Linked DNA regions of Homo sapiens: region 1 is linked to region 2. The links are chromatin contacts, found by Hi-C in ENCODE. All regions are on one chromosome and are shown on one strand. Each heading gives the region's core, a stretch centred on a gene start or an enhancer-like site at or near the end of the contact. The rest is flanking DNA. Distances are from core to core; before and after follow the strand shown.

Evidence for each region. A loop is a pair of places that touch in the nucleus more often than their neighbours do. Pooled maps may share reads with other maps.
Region 1: a map with no recorded cell type shows a loop between it and region 2 (14-fold over the local background). The contact joins two enhancer-like sites. A Hi-C loop is called at or near these places in 2 of 37 single-sample maps with no recorded cell type and 3 of 50 pooled maps.

What each region holds. Positions count from the first base shown.
Region 1 is chr11:122,747,883-122,750,582 of GRCh38, forward strand. All of the region lies in intron 1 of UBASH3B (ubiquitin associated and SH3 domain containing B), which reads left to right. Among named protein-coding and RNA genes, the nearest start is that of CRTAM, 89 kb to the right of the region's middle. RefSeq lists an enhancer at 1,335-1,384. Within about 2 kb of position 1,254, at least 11 of the 41 ENCODE cell types and tissues checked have a DNase peak (open chromatin) inside an H3K27ac peak, as active enhancers do.
Region 2 is chr11:123,477,237-123,479,936 of GRCh38, forward strand. The region is part of intron 1 of GRAMD1B (GRAM domain containing 1B); the gene reads left to right. Among named protein-coding and RNA genes, the nearest start is that of GRAMD1B, 48 kb to the left of the region's middle. RefSeq lists an enhancer at 1,185-1,479. Within about 2 kb of position 1,300, at least 5 of the 41 ENCODE cell types and tissues checked have a DNase peak (open chromatin) inside an H3K27ac peak, as active enhancers do.

The DNA.
Region 1 (2,700 bases), core at 4-2,503, 730 kb before region 2:
AAAGCCTCTGTTCCCTCATTTGTGTAACAGGGATAATAATGAGCTGACTGTTGTGAGGGTTAAATGATACAATGCAGGTAAAGAGCATAGTACATACACCACGTTACACATGATAAGCTTGTAAGTAGCAGCAGCTATGAAATCATTAACTGGGACAAAAGTCTGCACACTCAGTCCCCCAATCCTGCAAAAGGAGGATCCTGCAAAAGGAGAGCAAGAATACCTCCCTTGTGTTGGAAGAAACACATTGTGGCAAATAAGAAAAGGTGGAGCGACTTCACATAGTGGTTTAAAACTGACAAAATCCATCATTCCAAACAAATCGGTGTGGACAACTTCAGACCGTCATTCTGCCTTTCAGCTGTAGGTGGGAGTTGAGTAGCAGCTGCCATCTTTCTTTCATTGTTTTAACTTTTTGGAAATTATCAACATTCACAAAAGCAGAGAGGATAGTGTAATGAACCCCCATGTATCTTCATCCAGATTCAGTAACGATCAACATACCTCCAGTCTGGTTTCATCCCAGCTGCCCCTATAGACGGGCACGCGCCATCCCAGCTCCCTGTGCACTCGGAGAATTCTCTTCCTTACTTGCTTTTCCCTCAGTGGAAATGGAAAACAGCCTGTTGTTAATGTCATTTAATCTCAGTTTAGCTTCCTTTAGGTTGGGCTAAATAATTTACGTTTATGCAATTTATTACTACAAAGCATTTCTTGACATTTTCATCTTCTCCTTGATTCTTTGAATACCTCCATTTCCTCCCGTCCACAGAAGATTGTGAACCCAGAACAAGACACAAGAGCTCTGTGAGTGTCCATCCAAGGGTCGCAGTGACGTGAGGCTAAATGCAAGGCCTGCTGCCCACCCAACTCTAAGCGCCTACCAACCCCAAACTGTGTCACAGTCCCTGGGTCTCTTGCACACGCTTGTGCTTAATACTGATTTGCCACTTAACAAGTCCCTTGGATGTCAGCAAAAGAGTGAGTACACGGAAGGAAAGAGAGCCCTTGTTTTTTCTTTCTTTTTTTTAAATTAATTTTTATTTTTTAAAGAACACATCACCTCTGCCAGAACCCTCAACTTTGGCTACGCCTACATGGAGAATGTTTTCATGGCCAAGACAGTCCACGACAGCTTTATGTTCTCCTGGACCTGGAGAGGTCCCAGCACACTGTGTGCCCCATACTACACATAGCAGTATGTGCATCATCACTGTGAGAGGAAGAGCCTTCTGCTGACACATCGAAAGTACTCAGATCGGATCCCTTGTGGCTTTGGCTGTCATCAGAAGCCCTCCCCTGAGATACAGCTGAATCATGTACTGCATGTCTTTAGTTGGTGTCTAATTTGTGGGGCTGGCAGCCTGGAATGTAGTTATTGCAAATGATACTAATCTCTGAGCTGCATTCCAGAGCGAAACTGCTTCTATGGATGCTATAATTAGCACAGACTTATTATGCATTTACTATATGCAAAGCACTTCATGTATTGGCAACACTTGCCTTAAACCTAGAAAATAATCACAATTGTTTGCATTTGCATTGTGCTTTGCATCTTACATCTGTAATATTAACAAAGAAGGCTTATTGGGTGCCAACTGTGCACCACGCATTGAGTCTGTAAAAACCTCCAAACAACCCTCTCTGTATTGTTCCATTCTCTATTGTCAGAAGCTGAGGGTTAGCTCTATTTAGTGAATTGACCAAGGGCCTCACAGCTAGTGAACAAGGGAACATAATTCAAATCCAGGACTGTGCATCAGTCCATGGGTCTGACCACTGCACCACACTGTCTTCTAACTCTAACAGAGTAATCGCTATTTGAGAGGTAATCATTCTATTTTATTTTATTTTATTTATTTTATTTTAAGACAGAGTCTCGCTCTGTCCCCCAGGCTGCAATGCAGTGGCGCTTTCTCGGCTCACTGCAACCTCCGCCTTCTGGGCGCAAGCTATTCTCGTGCCTCAGCTTCCCAAATAGCTGGGATTACAGGCATGCGTCACCACACCAGGCTAATTTTTATATTTTTAGTAGAGATGGGTTTTTGCCATCTTGGCCAGGCTGGTCTCAAACTCCTGGCCTCAAGTGATATGCCGGCTTTGGCTTCCCAAAGTGCTGGGATTACAGGTGTGAGCCACTGCTCCTGGCCAAGGTAATCATTCTTAAACCACTTTTATAGATGAGATGCCAATGCCCAGAGAGATTTTCTTCAAATCCTGCTGATAAATAGCAGAGCCAAGGCTCAAAGTCAGATCCTGTGACCCCATATTCAGTGTTTCTGAGTGCAACACCTGTTCCTCAGGCCGATGCTGCCTGGGCTAGGGGAACGGCTCATCACCACTGGCCTCCTCCCACTGTTGAGATAGGGCTCAGTTGCAGGGCCCCCCCACCTTTCTTCTTTACTTCCGGCATATTGCTCAGGCTGGTTGGGAGGGACAAGTTTAAAGAACACATCGGCTGGGTGGAACCGGGAGGGACACACTCAAAGTTACAATGTACCCTCAGTTACCCCCACAGAATGTTGTTGTGATTTTGACCCAAACCCCCAAAGCTACAACAACTTCACCTTAGCTTACTGGCACACTAGTATTATGTGTGTTAAGGGCAAGTGACTGATTATTTTACTCTCCATGAGGTAAGGAACCAAATTCCATCCATCCTGAAGAGAAAGGGAAAAAGAATTATTTCCAAAGGATCCT
Region 2 (2,700 bases), core at 50-2,549:
ATCCTCTCCCCTTCTCCCCCTTCCTTCCCTTCCCCCTCCCCTCTCCCTCCCCTCCCTTTCATTCTCCCTTCCCTCCCCTCTCCTCCCCTCCCCTCCCCTAGCACAGTGCTGGGTACTTGAGAGTGGTAAATGGAAAATGGAAATGAAAATGGAAACGGTAAGTGGTAAATGGAATTGTCACTGGACTAGCTGTCTTGAGCGAATGGCAAACAGTTGCTTATACAATTCCCTTCTTTGCAGTGTTAAGGCATCTTTCAGTCATCGGTGCCAAGGCAAAGTCATTCCAAATCCTAGTTTAGAGTTTCTTTTTCAGGGTTTCCAAAAGACAGTTTTATCTGTTAGTGGCCTCCCTTTCCCCTCCCTCCCGTCTCCCTTCCTTTCCCTCTCTCTCCCCTCCCCTCCCTTCCCTCCCTTCCCCTTTCCCTTCTCTCTCCCTTCCTTCTCCTTCTCCCTTCCTTTCCCTTCCTTCTCCCTTCCTTTCCTTTCCCTTTCTCTTCCCTTCCCTTTCCTTTTCCCTTTCCCTTTTCCTTCCCTTTTCTTCTCTTTTTTTGTTTTTCAGATGGAGTCTCACTCTGTCGCCCAGGCTGGAGTGTAGTGGCGCGATCTCGCTCACTGCAACCTCCGCCTCCCTGGTTCAAGTGATTCTCCTGACCTCAGTCTCCCAAGTAGCTGGGATTACAGGCGCTTGCCACCAAGACTGGCTAATTTTTTTTATTTGTTATTTTTTATTTTTTTTAGTAGAGATGAGGTTTCACCATGTTGGCCAGTCTCATCTCAAACTCCTGATCTCAGGTGATCCACCCGCCTCGCCTCCCAAAGTTCTGGGATTACAGGCGTGAACCACCACACCCAGCCTCTTCTCTTTTTCTTTCTTTGTCCTTCCTTCCTCCCACCACAGTCTTCCGAGTAGCTGGGACTCCAGGTGTACACCATCATGCCTGGCTAATTTTTTTTTTATAGAGATGGGGTCTCACCAGGTTGCCCAGGCTGATCAGGAACTCCTGGGTTTGAGCGATCCTCCGGTCTCAGCCTCCCAAAGTGCTGGGATTACAGGCATGAGCCAACCCGCCTGGTTCCATACTGTAGACTCTTAACCATTGTCTTGATGATGCTTCGTGTACACATAGCGTGATGTGAATACTTGTTGGATGCATGTAGTTTGATATTTATTTGAAACCAATACACAGTTTGAACATGACCCATTGCTGCCTTCTCTGCCATCTGAACTGTTTTCTAAGCCATGGGAAGGCAGGCCAGAGAGGGGCGCCAGAAAGGAGGCAGTTCCTGGTTCCGGTTCCTGAGGCTCCTTATTGGTTTTCCTTGTAGTTCTGGTTTGGAAGTCTACAGTGCCATCTAGTGGGTAAACTTGCAAATATCAGCTTAGAATTATTTTTCTGAAATCCTGGTAGATGGCCTTGAGTTCTGGGAGCCCCCTTTATTAGTTTAAAATTTTGATTGCCGGGGGAGGATAGGGGGACTAGGAAGAACCAGCCCATCCTGGCTCAGCGGGGTCAAGTTTGACCCCTGCTTTGAAGAGGCTGCAATGCTGATTGTGGTTGGCTTGGTTGAGCCCTGTTGACTGTTGTAAATGGTGTGTTCTCCCACAGTGTAGACCCTGCTTCTGGAGCTGTGTGGGCTTTGGAATTTGAGTTACAGTCATCTGTGTGCTGCCTACTGTGGAGTAACACTTGTCCCAGGTTGTATATAAGGGGATGCTTGATTCATATAACAGGCCAGTTCCAAGTAAGACATCTCATGAGTTAACGACATTATAGTGAAATTTGGTTATGTGGAGTTGGTAATAGGCAAATCCATCCGAGCTGGCAAAGTGAAAATGATGAGCAGCCACTGCATAGTGAACGAGCTGTAAAAACGTGCTGCATGGAAGGGAAGGAGAAAGGGATTCCGTACACAGTGAGTTCTGCCGAGCAGCCGGAGGCTTTGTGTATGGCGCTGTTCCGGTTTCTGGTGTGTGTGGTAACGTGTATGGTTTCTTGTGTCTGTGTTTGAAAATTGGATGTTAATTGCCTTTCAGGTCATTTACTTCTTGCTGGAAGAACGGAACATAAGAGCATGTGGTAACTGTGACCACAGAACTCATGTGCTTTGGCTGAGAGTGTACAGACACTGGAGCAAGCACTTGCTCGGCAAGATTGTCCAGTGTGCATTCTACTGGGCATCTAGGCTAAGGAATATACTCTATAGAGACCAATGCATCTTAGTGCAGCAGGCGATCCACCAGAACAAGGAGAAAATGTTGGTTATGTGGTAGCCTTGGTTATAGTGACATTTATGGTAATAGGGATTTATTATTAATAGAACCTATGTGAAGCAGGGGTTGGCCAACTTCCTGGTAATAAGGATTTATTATTAATAGAACCTATGTAAAACAGGGGTTGGCCAACTTTCTCTGTAAAGGGCCAGATGGTGAGCATTGTGGGCTTTGTGGGCCTATGGTGCCCACAACTCTGTCTTAGTTACTCAACTCTGCCTTAACCACTCAGCTCTGACATGGTAGCAGGAAAATAGCCAAAGATAATATGTAAATGTAGGCTTAGCTGTGTTCCAGTAAAACTTCATTTGTGGACACTAAATTTAAATTTCACATCATTTTCACCTGTCATGAAATATTCTTTTTTGGATTTTTTTTCTTCCAACCACTAAAAAGTACAAAAACCACCCTTAGCTCACGGGGCTGAG